Regions from separate parts of the Homo sapiens genome. Here region 2 is linked to region 1. A link is a loop called in an ENCODE intact Hi-C map of the cell type or tissue named here. Cell type or tissue: heart right ventricle. All regions are shown on one strand.

Region 1 (8,000 bases):
AATGCCACAAAGCTCACCCTTTATACTGATAGTTAGTCATCTTCTTGATAAAATGCTCTATATGCATCTATAAGCCTTTGTTTAATATCAGATCTCTGAAAAAGCTGACACTGAACATTTTTGCCAGTATTTTTATACTTTCATGGAAAAGTGAATTTTCAGAGATACTTACTCTACTCTTTTTATTGACATCCCACTCTTGACTTTGACTTCTGTATTATAAAAGCAGTAGATATTCTGTATAAACTATACATGCAACTACTGCCCCACCACATTTGTGAATCACATCCTACTGCAGAGGAATGAGATGGCTGAGAAGGCTATAAAGCAATACAGACATTGTGTCTCTGCCACTAAGGGATTTACAGTCTAGTATCAAGGACAACACACATATAAAAAAAAGATAGTATCAGTGCCTAGAACTCTTAGGCACATCCTTAATAGATAACAAACTAATCCCTAATTGACAGATAAATATAAGTACTACAGAATTTCAGAAAAGGGATTCACTAGGTTGGGAAAAGCGTCACAAAAAATAAAAATCTCTGGGTCTTGACAGAAGCATAGGATGGTGGAAGAGGAAAGAACACGCCAAAAAGGAAGGGTTGTTCAAAGTTTTAGAGGTCTTAAGTATTCATAACACAAGCTTTTATATAATCTAGATACAGATCTTTTGTCAGATATATGGTTTCCAACACACACACACACACACACACACACACGAGGTGGAGGGGAAGAGACAGAGAGAGAGAACGAACACATACATAAAGGAATAATCACTTGTTTTGAAAGGACGATTTACTAATGGGTTTAATGGGAGATAAACTTATTAAAAGAGGTGCTTGTTAGGGAAGGGCCTTGAATACTAATGTAAGGAGTTATGACTTAATTGTACAGGCCAAAAGGTGGCAAACTTTTGGCCTGTACAATGACCATGTCCTCAGGCCAAATCTGGCTGGCCATCAATTTCTGTAAGTAATGTTTTATTGAAACACAACCAAGCCCATTCATTTACTATTGTCTGTGCTGCTTTAGTGCTATAATGAATAAGTTGAGTAAATTGCAACAGAGACCATATGGCCTACAGAGCCTAAAATACTTACCATCTGACCCTGAGATTGGTCATGGCCCTCACTCTGGGCCTTACACACACTCAGGCAAGTGGCCCTAGCCCTGGATAACAAAAGAAAAATTAAGGGTACAGAAAACACTTAATAACTACTTAAAAAATGTAGATATAAGGGTGAGCAGCACTAAACTGGGGGAATTTTGCAGGACTTAGTGACTGGTTGAAAGAAAAGAGTAACAGATCAAAGATGACGCGAAGCTTTTGAACTTATTTGATTGGCTGAAAGACAGCAGTCATAACTAAAACTGCATGTTTGGACCAAAGTTAGATGAAAGTATAATGAATTAGACAACTTAGACAAGTCAAGTTTCCGGTGTTAGTGAAACTCTCAACTGGTCTATTTAAAAATAGAGACATAACACTTCAGCTTGGGAAACAAAGCAGGGCTGGAAATGAGGACTTAAAAGTCCTTTGCATAAAGAAGAGAACAACAGACATGAGGCCCTACTTGAAGGTGGAATGGTAGGGGGCGAGACAGGATTGAAAAACTACCTATTGACTATTATGCCTATTACCTGGGTGACAAAATAACCTTACGCCAAACCTGTGACACACAATTTACTTATGTAAGAAACCTGCACATGTCCTCCTGAACCTAAAATAAAAGTTAAAAAATCCTTTGCGTAGTTGAAGCCACACAGAAAATGGAGAAGATCTCCTAAAATAGATACAGAGAAAGTATTAGGACATACTTACATATATCAAGTAGAAGGCAAGAAGTAGAGGCAGTGGAGACAAAGCAGGAATGCCACAGGAAAAAAAGGAAGAATCAGGGTAGCTTAGTAAAAGTCATTTATAAACTAAGAATGAAGGTACAAGGATGAAGAAAAGTCCATAAAGGAAAAAGTGAATGGATAAAAGGTCAACTAGAATAGCAAAGTGTCAAAGATGTCAAAAAGGAGAACAACAAGCAGGGGTGGTTAATTTTTCAAATAAATTTCTAAAATTCAATCTTTTATACTTTCATATGAGAAATCATGCAGAGAAGTGGACTTTACGTTTGTTTATGAGAAGATATTCAGCCTTTCCATTGATTTAACTTTCAGTATGAGCTAACTCATGTATTGGAGAGCTAAAGGATGACCATGAACTCTATGAAAAAGAACTTCCCAAAAAGGGGGATGACTTTTGGGAAAGACCATAAGAAACAACTGAAAATACTGTAAGGATAAATAGGTACAGTGGTCATTTCTCTAAAGATAGATGCACTTTATTACATGCCCTGTCCAATAAATTCCCCTTAACAAAATCAATTACCTTAACTATTTGTATGTATAAGACCTAACCAAGTTCCTTGAGTGAAAGATGTTTTTTCTTACTACTTACATCTTCACTGTCTACTGTTCACATAGTGGATAAATATTCACTGAATTACTGTGCTCATATATGTTGTTATAAGATGCCAGGAAAACTTAATCTGAAGTGAAAAATTGTTTTTCACTTCCTAATAGGAAAATGCCATTAAACGTATTAGTAAAAAATTCAACCCACTAGCCTATAGATGTACACAGAGGAAGTAAAAGAAAATTAGAGACAATGAATATAGGCATTTGAATAAAACACAGAATACAGAGAGATAAACAATATTCTCAGTGGCTGACATTTGCTAGGATAAAGTGACAAAAATCTAACAGCTGAAGTAGTGAAGATTTGTAATAAAAATAAAAGCTGCTTGTAATAAAAAGGTAGAAAACATTATTAAAGTAACACCATTTAAAGACCAAAGAAAATCTATAAAAGCAGAGTGTTTTAAACTTCCTATAAAGATCCTCTAAGGAAAGATTCAATTAGCAGAGGCAGAGGAAAACAGTACCAGAAATGGAGATTCTATAGGAAATAACTGAGGGCCTTCAAGGAGTTTAAAAGTTCAGAGGCATTTTACAACATCTAATTTTACTTCAAAACTAATTGATTAAATTATTCACAAAATATGTTAGCTCTGACATGGAAATCTTGTTGAGTTGCAAATAAAAATAGAGAAATAAAGGATAAAATTAGAAGAGAATGAATAAAAGGGCTAGAACTACCAGTGACATGAAATTCTCTAAGTCTAAGTTGGTCACCACTCTAAAAAACAGAAACCATGCATATGAATTTCCAGCAAAGGTATAAAAGGAGAAACAGAGGTGTGATTCTGGGCATTAGCCACTAGATGGTGGCATTGGCCCAAGACAGTTCAGTTGTGGGAATAGTAACCATTTCTAAGCATAGGATTGTCAAAGAATGGCATTTTATTTAATTATGTTAATTAAAACTTTGAAAGCAAACATTTTGAAGCATTAGAAAATTTGTCAACAAATTATCAAGGGTTTACTATAAACTGATCATAAAAATACCATAGTACTTGTTCACTCACCTTTACTACATTGTCCCCTGATTGCCCATTATTTCGTAAACAATCTAGACAGATAGCAATTTGTGGGTCACTTCTGTGATAATCTTTATCATCTTCATTTTCATCACCTTCTTCATCTACTTTCGGTTTGTCAGCTTTTGAAGTATCATCTGTATAATTTAAACAAAACTAAGTTAGCTATAAATCAAAGTTGATTTTAAAGTTAAGCAATCATACATTGATAATCAAAACAAAAATCAACTTTAAAAAATTTCCTAACAGTTTTTGAAGAAGAACTTAGTATCTTTAAAATGTTCCAACCAACTCAGCAATGGAAATATTTTGTAAAAAAAAAAAAAAAAAATTGGAAACTTATTAACATAGCTTAAGATTTCTAGGCTCATTGGGACATCCAAATGAAAGATTCAGGACTAGCTGTATTTAGCCAAAAAAATGATTACAATTAGTAATTAGACTATGTTAGAAAGTGGACAGAATATATAAAAATACTTCCAAATTATTTATAGGTGTATATATAAATTATACTCGTTTATAAATAAGTATATATTCAAATTAAAACCAAATACTTTTCAAATGATAAAATTAAGTTCTCAAAATTTCAAATTACTATTCATAAAATCAGCCAGTGAAAAAAAACGAGTATAATGAATTAGCTTTTTAACATGTATATAGCTATTAATACATAACATGTTACAACTCCATTAAAGATATCTCAATGGCATACTTTATATTATATACAAATGTATTTCACCTATTACAAACCTGTAGCCTATAAATAATGCAGCTATATTTATCATTCATCTGTTGAGTAGTTCTAACTATATGTTGGATACACATCATACAAGGCCTGAGGGAACAATACTGAAACTAGAGCTATCATCCTCTCTCTCACAGTGGTCAGGGTATGGAATCAAATAAAGGCAAGCTAAAAAAAAAAAAAAAAGAAAAAACCAGACAAATACAGGATGTGAGAGGTAAAATGGACTATGCATGCACATATAAAAGAGACAATAAACCCAAACTTTGGGAGTGAAGCAGGGACGATTTCCAGATGAGATACCTCTAAGCTAACACTTGAAAAAATCAGCCAGCTAAACATTACTTGTAGAAAAGCTTCCCTGCAAAGTGACTGGCCAGATCCTTTTTGATGACTGTAGTAAAAGCACTACAGGTATACCATAGAGCGGGGAGGTGGGTTCTCTTTTTTCTACATGTTTTCTTCTCCTTATTTATAGAGAATATACATAGATAGGAGTTGCCTTCTATGAACCAAACTCCTAGCTCCAACAAAAAATCTGAATTCTCCACCCAAGCTAAAGACCAAATACCAGAAATACTTTAAAATGGGAGAAACAATAGGAAAAGGGAGATAAAATTCACAAAGTAGGCTACAGCCCTTCACAAGTTAAACTGTGATACGTAGAACCATAGAGTAAACCTACCACGTAACTTCTGATGACAATCCCTCAGGCTCCTGTCCTCTTGAATAGGCAGTCAAAAACTGGAATATTTAATTAGCCTTATCTTATCTGTATTTTTACTAGAGCACTACTACTATAATTGGTTGTTATTGTTTAATTGCAGTGTACACGTGGGTAAAACAAGCCCTAGTTATTTTTTTGGCCAGGCTTAGCTTCTTTGCCATTTTTTTGTTGTTGTTGTTACAGATAAAAAATAGTCTCTTGTTACCTTATTCTAGCATCAAAACTATTCTCAAACTTCCCCTGCTCTAACAGCCTTGCACAGTTAAGTTGAACGAATAAAATGATAATCTCCATTTTACAGATTAAAAAAGGGAGATCTCATCCACCTTAATCATGTATAATTGACAATCCTATGATCTTATGGGAAAACCAAGATTGGGAGGCTGAACTTACAAGTGACCCTATAAGAACACACACACATTCTTGAATAACTTTAAATGATATTTAGGACATCCTAAATTAAATCTCATATTTAAAAAAATGGGAGCGATACTAGTTTCTTATAATTTTAATATCCCTTTGTGTAGATTTTATACATATATATATATATATATATATATATATATATATATATATATATATATACACTAAAAGCCTTTTATCTGCTCAGTAATGTTTGCCCCTTTGCTGAAATTATTATTAAAAATTACTAATTGCTGAGTCTTTTGGGACCCAGAGGAGAAATCTGGGTGATGGAGAAAATTCCCATAAGCACCCAGAAATACTTTCTAAATTTCCATGATGTATAAGTTTGTATCACCTGAGCTCTACTTATAAAAACTTCATTCCAGAATATCAGAGCATAGTAAAATCTCCTGATCTGGCTCTCAGCCACATCTCAGCTCCCTCTCCTTTAGAGGCAAACATACAAAATAAAACAAAAAACTCTTCACTGTTTAGTTGCAAGCTGTGGCTATTTCTTACTTCAGCTTCCTTTAGCTCCCTAGAAATTACCACTATAAACACCTAGCCAATCTTCTCTTTTATCTCCCTTTTCTCTTCCCAAAGTCCAATTTCCTCTATTTCCAATTACCCTCACTAAAGTGACTTCAGATTTACACTCATTTATATAAAATCTCATATAGAGAAAAAGGTTCGTAATGTAAATAAAAGGGTGCATGAATTTTGTGCAGGAAAAATGTGAGCCTGAAGAGACATATTAGTTCACCTAAACTATGAAAAGCTGACCAGTTTAAGAGGTGCTGTCAGAAACAGACATAAGAAAAAGTCACCTTGTCCATTTTCTTGAGGCTTATTTTTCTTCCAAAATTCAGATTCACGCTCAAGTTCTTCTAATTTAAAAGAAAGAGTATAAAAGTAAAAGTCATGAAATCTTTAATAGAAGTGTTGATTTCATAAAACACAAAAGTCTGCAAGAACCTAAAGAGCCACTTACGTTCTCGTAGTCCAGGGACCAGCTTAAATATAATTTCCTCTAATGTATTGTCCAACCTTCGAAAGGGGGGAGAAAGAAAATACTAACAATGAAGACACCAAGATCTGACATGTAAATAGTCTGAGATGTATAATCTTATACATGTTACAAAATACATACACAATTTTAGCACATCTACTATACCATACTCTTCTGTCCATGGAACACACTTATTTACAGCCTTCCCCAGTAGTAGACTGATAACAAAAATGGTCCCAGTCCCCAGCTCTCTCTATATCCAGACTCTTGAGCATGACTTTGAAACTCCTCCCTTGACTAAGGATGGAGTTTATTCCCCTGCCTTGGAAATACGGTCTGGCTTTAAAACTTGTTGAGGCCAGCAGAATGTGGCACAAGTGACTGCTTGGTTCTAAGCCTAAGCCTTAAGAGGCATCAAATGCTTTTGTCTCTATTTCTCTCTCTCAGAATCCTGCTACCATGAGAACAAGGCTGGAGGATGAGAGACCACGTAGAAGAGAGCCAAGCTGCCCTGCTAAGGCCATTTTAGACTAGTCCACAGACAGCCCATCCCCCAAGATCAGCACAGCAGATTACCCAATGCACAGCTAACTGCAGTTGCATGAGTGAGCCCAGCCAAGACCAGATGAACCACCCAGCTAACTCAGGGAACCAGGAGGAATAATAAATGCTTGCTTTTTCAAGCATCAATTTAGGGGTTGTCTGTTATGCAGCAACAGCTGATATGCCCATTCTCAAAATCTCTACCACAGCTCTGGCTCTTTCCTCTAAAGGAAATAATCTCCATTCCTCTCTTCTGAGAAATTTAGACCACTTTATTGTTCTACCTTCTGAAATGAAAACTTTAAATGTTTATCTTGACATTTTTCTCATTTTCTTTCCTGCCATATAACTCATCTTTTTCATGGCCTTTTGTCTTCAATCCCATTCTCTTGCCCCCACAACACCCCCTTCCTGCCTCATCTCCTTCATCCTGCTCAACAACATTACTCTTCTACAAGACTACAAACACATAGAGGTTTCTCACATCTTAAAAAAAACCCCAAAACCTTTCTCAACTCATTAACTCTTTTCAAACTATTATTCTGTTTCTCAATCTTTCCTTCTAACTGGAAAAAAATGTGAAAATAAAACCTACATTATTTCTGTCACATACTCTGTTTTGCTTCTTTTACTCTACTGAATTCTCAAAATCATCTATAACTTCCATATTGAATAGGTTTAAAATTTTTAGAATTAAAATTTAAACTTAAAAATTATTTTTTAAGTTTATATTTCTTCTATATTGCTCTGCAGCAGTTTGACAGTGTTGTCTAACACTGCCTGCCTCCCTGAAAATTTCCTTTGTTTTTTTTAATGTTCAAGTCTGTTCTTTCTTTATTACTAAGCATTTTTCTTTTTCCCAGCTACTTTTAAATCTGATATTCTCCCTTGCTTTGTACTCTGAACTCTTTGACCTTTTCTGTCTTCCTTGTGGATTTCATCTGCTTTTGTGGCTTCAAAACTAACATATAGGCAGATTATCTATCTATCTATCTATCTATCTATCTATCTATCTATCTATCTATCTATCTATCCATCTATCCATCTATCTATCTGCCTGACTATATATCACAT
Region 2 (8,000 bases), 240 kb after region 1:
TACACCCTACTGCCTGTCCATGGGTACCATTTTATCCTCATTCACAAATGAGTGGAAACTGAGGCTTTGGACAGTTAAGTTACCTTGGCCAGAGCCCCAGAGCTGGGAAATGGTATAGCTGGCCTTCTGGGTCTAACTCCAGAGCCTCCGCTCTGCCCATGTATTATTCCACAGCCATGAATTCCCTGCAAGGAGTGCCTGGAATGGAAAGGGGGTGAATTCTCCTGGCTAATTACTCGGATATATTCATCATCCTGGTTGAGTAGATATTTGCAAAGCTATTTTATTAGATATAACTGAAAATATTGCCTCATAGATTCCCCCAACCCCACCCCAGAAAGATAACAGATATAATGCAAATAATGACATTGCAAATTACCACTGGGGTTGTCTAGACCCTTCTTCCAAAGGCCACCATCAATACATTCTGGATTCCTTTTTGGGAACTGACTTCCAAGCAACGTGCTCACATGTTGAAGATTCTCAGCATGGAAAGATTCCCCTTTCTTCTACTTCCTTTTTTATAAATCCTGGATTTATTAAGCACATCCTGTGTGACAGGCCTTGTGTTAATTGATGAGGATTCAGCAGCAAATAAAATGGACACGGCCTGCTTTCACTGTGTTTTCAGCCTATCAGGGAGGAAAGACATTATAGGAATATTAACAATAATATGTTTTGATGGAGTAATACAGGGAGCTCCGGGATCATAGAGCTGGGAGATTTAATTCAGTCTGGGGCAGTGGTACCCAAAGTGTGGCCTGCAGACCAGCACTATTGAGAATACCTTGGAGGCTGTTTAAATGCAAATTCTTGGGCCCCATCCCAGACCTACTAAATCACAATTTGGTGAAGGGGACAGAGATGGGAAGAGGGAATTTATAGTTGAAAAAGCTCTCCAGGTGATTCTCATGCATACTGAAGTGTGAGAAGCCCTGCCACCCGGGTCTGCATGGTCTAAATAGGGAAGTAACATTTACTCAGTCTGGAAGGGTGAGTAGGTCAGATGCAGGAAGGTGAGAGAAGGCTGTTCTAGCCTGAAGGGAAAGTCTGTGCCAAGATCAGGAAGTCCAAGAAAACCAGATCCATGGGAGGAGCTGGTGGTATGTGGGGAACACAGGGGTTAGAGATGAGGAGCCATAGAAGGAAAAAAGAGAAACAGAAGGTGGGAGAATGGGATCCTATGAGCTCTCATAAAAAATAAGGTGAGGAAGGAATAGTAAGATGAAGTGTAAGTGACCAAACTTACACTAATCTTATAATAACCCAGCTGTAAAAGCAACATCATAATTTAGAGAGAGTCAACATCTCTGAGGCTACTCTTAAGAGAATTAAGGACTCCATGAACATTTGCTGTTGAGCTGTGTGTGGGAAGAACTGCCAATCAGTCCTCACTCCCTTTCCCTTTCCCACAGAAGCAGACACTCTGAACCTAAATTAAACCAGTTTGAGTTAAATGAGTTCTTCCTGGTCTTTCTAGGGAGCATTTGTTAATGGGTTGCCCCAGGTGGAACCAGAGGGCTTAGTTGTCTTGCCAGGGAGAAAACAGGTGTCTCTCAATGTGAATTCAGACCACACTCTCCCTGAGACAGTCCATGTGCCTAATTTAGCAGGTCCGTGACTAAAAGGGCTGCTATGCCTGCAGCTTGAAATTAAATGGAATTGTGGCCCAAAGGAGCCACATCTATCCATGGTGATGGTATTAAAAAACAAAACAAAACAAAAAGATTTGGGTGGCAATGGGCATTTCTGATCACCCAGCAGCGCTATTTCAGACTGAAAGCAAACTTGAGGCCTTGCATGGGGAAGAAGGATGAATCCAAAGAATAAGACTTCTCCATGTAGGTAAGAATGGGGAGTCCAGGTGCTGTGGCTTTCGCCTGTAATCCCAGCACTTTGGGAGGCCAAGGTAGGAGAATGAGGAGTTCGAATTCAGCCTGGGCAGCATAGCGAGACCTTGGCTCTACGAAAAAATTAAAAAATTAGCTCAGCATGGTGGCAAGTACCTGTAGTCCCAGCTATGTGGGAGGCTGAGGCAGGAGCATTGCTTTAGCCTGGGAGAGCAAGGCTGCAGTGAGCTATAATTGTGTCACTCCACTCCAGCCTGGGCAACAGAGTGAGAGCCTGTCTTGAAAAAAAAAAAAAAAAGAAAAGAAAAAGAAAGAAAGAAAAAGAAAAGAAAAAAAAAGGGTGGGGAGGTGGACAAAAATTTAGACAATACTTAAGGTGATTGGGGAGGGGGCTCAAAGTAAACCAAGTCAGGAGTGGGAGAGAACCAGGGAGAGGAACTCACTGAGGAGAGGAGTCTAAGTTTTCAGGTACCCATACTGTGAAAACTCAAGAAAGTTAAAAGTAAGTGAGACCTCTAGCCTTACGGAATGGCATGGTCAATGTCAGAAGAGAATTGGAATGAAGGTGGGGGTCCTTACCTATAATTCCCTCTGACATTGACTTACTGTTCTGTGCTTTCATGTGTCCATGTCTACAAAGCCTAGTGTGGAGAGTGAAAAGGCAGAAAAATGGAGCACTGCCCACCTGTATCCTTATTTGATACAGAGGAGAAGTTGCACATCTTTGCGTGTCTGCACCCAGTGGATTCTGAGTGACCAACCAGTACCTTTGGAAAATAGATCCCTGGCAGATGTGGTAGAAGGAGTATTCCCGGAGGGTAAACTCTGGCTAAAAGTGTAAAACCAAACCCTTTTCTTACCCCATAGTTTGGACAAAATGCCCTCTGAAAGACAATAGGGGAGGCTGGACATTGGGGTAACAACTGATTGCCTTGCTGTTGCCTTGCCTCTCTAAGGAGAGGACACTTGGCACTCCAGGCCTTTGCAGATGCACATCTGAAAGTACAGAACACATGATCCCAGAGATCTGGGGCTTGCATAGCCACCTCCTCCTCAGTGGTCATTGACTATCCAGTTGGTCAGCACTCCTCACTGAGCTCTCAATATACCCAGAGCAGGAGGGCATCTAGACTCTGTGAAGATACAAAAGATAAAAAACAAGAAGACTTAGCTTCTTGGAGGAACCTGTGCACAGGGCCTAGTGGTTTGTGGGTGTTTTGTTTTTAATCAGTGACTTTTCCAGTGACAGTTTCCTTGATATATTTCAGAATCTGCTCATTTTGTACTGTTCTTCCCATCCCCCACAAGGAAGGAACAGATTCTTTACCCCCAAGTAGGGTTGCCAGATAAAATCCTGGACATACCATTAAATTTGAATTTTGAATAAATATCAAATAATTTTTTCATATAAGCGCGTCCCAAATATTGCAGAAAAATCAAATTACAGAGTGTCCTGTATTTTCATTTGTTAAACCCTACTCCCAAGGGATGCCTGTTTCTATTCTTGTGAGTGGTTCATTTTGGTTCTTTCTCTTAGGTTGAGATTAACTGGTGATCACTGGTTTTATTACATATGAAAACTTTCGGCACGGTCTTTACCGAAATGGAGGAAAAAAAGTGATTCTTTCTTAAGTTCTTTGGTTAGACTATTCAATAGGCACATTTTTTGTTCTTATCTAATATGGCAGTCTAGTAAGAAAATTGAGGAAAAATGCAGGATTACTAGCTCCCCATGAACCCCTTTCCTCCCTCTGCCCAAGTCTTAACTATACAGCATCACGATGTAAATGGAGGTAGACAAGGAGAGCACAGATGACACCAAAGCAATGCAATCTGAAACTATCAAAAGTTCCACTTCTCACACCACAAACTCCTTTGTTGGTTAGTTGTGAGTGGGTATTTATAGAACTAGCACTGTACTTTCATTTTGAGACAGCAGCTTGCTTTTAGCCTGAGCAATAATTAGATAAATTATTCCCTTCACTTCAGATTATTAGTGACTAAAACTCTGCCTAGAGATTTTTGAAACTTTGATCAGCATAAACTGGAAAAACAGTCACTTAAATGCTGCAAGTGATTTTCCATCTTGTAGGAGGTAGAGATATCAATAATCCTGCCAGGGTAGAGTCTCTCTTTATCAGACCCACCAGCCAGGTATCTTTTCACAAATGTAAAGCAAGTACCTACCCATTGCTTCTTGCTGGAAAAACAAAAAGAGGAAAGTATCAAGTTACCATCAAATGGGATGTTGTTCAGACTAGAAGCTCATTGTTCTGTTTGGAAATACAAACTGTGTGTTTGCTAGAGTCAGAGCTGCTTCTCTGCATACTTTTTTGGTCCTGGGGCTTGCTTTTTTGGGTCCAAGCTGAAGAATTGGATATAGAAAAGAGAAGAAAAGCATGAGATCCAAATCTCATGCTAAAGGAACTGGATGGAGTTTGGCACAGCTTAGCTCAGACTGGACCACTGCTGTCACATGCACGTTGTTATTTGAGACTGAATTACACAGAATGCACTGATGTTGGACTCTGATATGCAGTGATGTAATTGTCATGTTGAGGCCTACAGGGCAAGGCCACCCCCTAGTGGTAGGGGTTGGGATTGCTTCTTATGGAAGAAAAAATTACCACTGAATCATTCCAAGAAAAACCAATTATATCATGATTAGGTTAAACCTTAAATAGCAGTGGCTGAAATACACAAGGGTGTGCTTCTCTTTCTAAAAGGACATCTAGAAGTAGGCATTCGGAGCTATTCAGGTAGATCCTTGTTTCCCAAGGACTCAGGATTCCTTCTTCCTGCTTCATTAGCCTCAATGAATGGCTTGTTCTCAGGGTCACAGGATGGCTGCTGGAGCTCCAGCCATCATATCCACATTGAAGCCTAGAAGGAAGAAAGATGAAAGAGGAAAAATTAATAGCATGTGTGAGTGTATGTGTATTGGAGTGAGACCTCCTCACTGATTCTCCCTTTAAATAGCTTTTCTGACATTCCCCCAAACACTTCCACAGCTGGCTGAGGAATTGAGAAATGAAGCCTGTTATCTGGGCACTTTACCCTCCTAAGTAAATCAGGGTGCTTTTTACTAAGAAAGCGGGGGAATGAATGCCAGGCAGCAGTAGTAGTTTCTACCTCTCTGGGAAGCCAGCCTGAAACTAGAGGGACAGAGAAGTCTTTTCTCTCTCAAAGCCATTTGACAGCTGGGCCCAAACTTTCTGGTGGCAGACATGTGCTGGACTCTCATGTGGAGCTGGACCTGCTACTGAGAATGGCTCTGGTAGGTGTGTTTCAGGTAGCTGCTTTGCCAAAAGTTGAAATTACCTTTGAGGCTGAGCTTTCCTTCCATTATCCATAAGCCTTTGAAGAAGTTTTGTTAATTGTCTGGTGGTGATATGGTTCGGCTGTGTCCCCATGCAAATCTCTATCTTGAATTATAGCTCCCATAATCCCCACATGTTGTGAGAGGAACTAGGTGGGAGGTAATTGAATCATGGGGGTGAGTTTTCTCGTGCTGTTCTCATGATAGTGAATAAGTCTCATAAGATCTGATGGTTTTACAAAGGGGAGTTCCCCTGCACATGCTCTCTTGCCTGCTGCCATGTCAGACGTGACTTTGCTCCTCATTCAACTTCTGCCATGATTGTGAGGCCTCCCCAGCCATGTGGGACTGTGAGTCCATTAAACCTCCTTTTCTTTATAAATTACCCAGTCTTGGGTATTTTATTAGCAGTGTGAGAACAGACTAATACAATAAATTGGTGCTGCAGAAAGTGGGGAGCTGCTGTAAAGATACCCAAAAATGTGGAAGCAACTTTGGAACTGGGTAATGGGCAGAGGTTGGAACAGTTGGGGCTCAGAAGAAGGTAGAAAAATGTGGGAATGTTTGGAATTTCCTAGAGACTTGGAGGGCTCAGAAGATAGGAAGATGTGGGAAAGTTTGGAACTTCCTAGGGACTTGTTGAATGGCTTTGACCAAAATGCTGACAGTGATAGGGACAATAAAGTCTGGGCTGAGGTGGTCTCAGATGGAGATGAGGAGCTTGTTGGGAACTGGAGTAAAGGTCGTTCTTGCTATGCAAAGAGACTGGTGGCATTTTGCCCCTGCCCTAGAGATCTGTGGAACTTTGAACTTCAGAGAGATAACGTGGGGTATCTGGTGGAAGAAATTTCTAAGCAACAAAGCATTCAAGAGGTGGCAGGGCATAAAAGTTCGAAAATTTTGCAGCCTGATGATGCAGTAGAAAAGAAAAAACCATTTTCTAGGGAGAAATTCAAGCTAGCTACAGAAATTTGCAGAAGTAACAAGGAGCCAAATGCTATTCGCTAAGACAGGGGAAAATGTATCCAGGGCATGTCAGAGAACTTCATGGCAGCCCCTCCCATCACAGGCCTGGAGGCCTAATCAGAAAAAATGGTTTTGTGGGCTGGGCCCAGGGCCCTTCTGCTGTGTGCAGTCAAGGGTCTTGGTGCTCTGTGTCCTAGCTGCTCCAGCCATGGCTGAAAGAGGCCAAGGTACAGCTCGGGCCATGGCTTCAAAGGGTGCAAGCCCCAAGCCTTGGCAGCTTTCATGTGGAGCTTGTCCTGTGGGTGTGCAAATGACAAGAGTTGAGGTTTGGGAACCTCTGCCTAGATTTCAGAGGATGTATAGAAACACCTGGATGTCCAGGCAGAGGTGTGCTACAGGGGCAGAGCCCTGATGGAGAACCTCTGCTAGGGCAGTGCAGAAGGGAAATGTGGGGTTGGAGCCCCCACCCAGAGTCCCCACTGGGGCACTGCCTAGTGGAGCTATGAGAAGAGGACCACTGTCCTCCAGACCCTAGAATGGCGGATCCACTGACAGCTTACACTGTGAGCCTGGAAAAGCTATAGACACTCAATGCTAGCTCATAAAAGCAGCCAGGAGCGGGGCTGTACCCTGCAAAGCCACAGGAACAGAGCTGCCCAAGATCATGGGAGCCCACCTCTTTCATCAGCGTGACCTGGATGTGAGACATGAAGTCAAAGGAGATAATTTCCGAGATTTAAGATTTGGCTGCCCCACTGGATTTTGGACTTGCATGGGGCCTATAGCCCCTTTGTTTTTGTCAATTTCTCCCATTTGGAATGGGGGTATTTACCCAATGCCTGTACCCCATTGTATCTAGGAAGTAACTAACTTGCTTTTGATTTTACAGGCTCGTAGGCAGAAGGGATTTGCCTTTTCTTAGATGAGACTTTGGACTGTGGACTTTTGAGTTAATGGTGACATGAGTTAAGACTTTGGAAGACTATTGGGAAGGCATGGTTGGTTTTGAAATGTGAGCACATGAGATTTTGGAGGAGCCAGGGGTGGAATGATATGGTTTGGCTGTCTCCCCACCAAAATCTCATCTTGAATTGTAGCTCCTATAATCCCCACATGTTGTAGGAGGAACCTGGTGGGAAGTAATTGAATCATGGGGGCGGATTTTCCTGTGCTGTTCTCATGGTAGTGAATAAGTCTTATGAGATCTGATGGTTTTATAAAGGGCAATTCCCCTGCACACACACTTTTGACTGCCATCATATAAGATGTGCCTTTGCTCCTCCATCACCTTCTGCCATGATTGTGAGGCCTCCCCAGCCATGTGAAACTGTGAGTCCATTAAATCTCTTTTTCTTTATACATTACCCAGTCTTGGGTATGTCTTTATTAGCAATGTGAGAACAGACTAATACAGTGGAGCTCTGGAAAGTTGATGTAGGGGGTAGGTAAGCATGTCTGGAACTCAGTGTAGGAGGGCTATGTCTCCTTCCCCAAAGCTAGAAGGGTGGCATCTGTTGCCTAACAGAGATTGGCCAGGGAGAGTTGCTGGAGGTTATCAGAGCTCCCTGGGGTGTTTGGCTGAGGCAGTGGCTTGGCAGCTTGAGGAGGGGCCCTGAGCAAAAACACGTGAGCAGGTCAGACATGTTTCCAAACACACTTAGGATGAGCAACCTGGTTTGCTTTGGACTGAGAGGTTCTTGGACCCCAGAACATTCAGTGGTAAAACCAGGAAAGTCCTGGACAAGCTGGGATGAGTTGGTCGTCTTAATAATACACATAAGAAAGCATCTTATAGGGATCTTTAGAATTGCCTTAGGGGCCAAGGACTAAGTGCCTGCCATGTGGCAGCTGGCAGCTCAGAGTCA

What was found. A loop is a pair of places that touch in the nucleus more often than their neighbours do. Peaks named below come from ENCODE experiments on the same cell type or tissue, not always from the same donor. Only the 100,000 strongest peaks of a DNase experiment are listed, where the experiment ranks them.
Region 2: it touches region 1 in a loop (8-fold over the local background); 93 of 110 quality-filtered maps call a loop at or near these places.

What each region holds. Positions count from the first base shown.
Region 1 is chr10:91,246,926-91,254,925 of GRCh38, reverse strand. PCGF5 (polycomb group ring finger 5) reads right to left here. Exons shown (of 10, transcript NM_032373.5): 4 at 6,366-6,421; 5 at 6,202-6,261; 6 at 3,486-3,634. Among named protein-coding and RNA genes, the nearest start is that of PCGF5, 30 kb to the right of the region's middle. RefSeq lists a silencer at 6,915-7,097. In heart right ventricle, CTCF peaks have their summits at 3,075 and 3,279 (motif pointing right); a DNase peak (open chromatin) is centred at 3,285; H3K27ac peaks cover 1,290 bases.
Region 2 is chr10:91,002,878-91,010,877 of GRCh38, reverse strand. The region is part of intron 1 of LOC124902479 (a long non-coding RNA gene); the gene reads left to right. Among named protein-coding and RNA genes, the nearest start is that of LINC00502, 39 kb to the left of the region's middle. In heart right ventricle, a CTCF peak has its summit at 4,435 (motif pointing left); a DNase peak (open chromatin) is centred at 4,397; H3K27ac peaks cover 966 bases.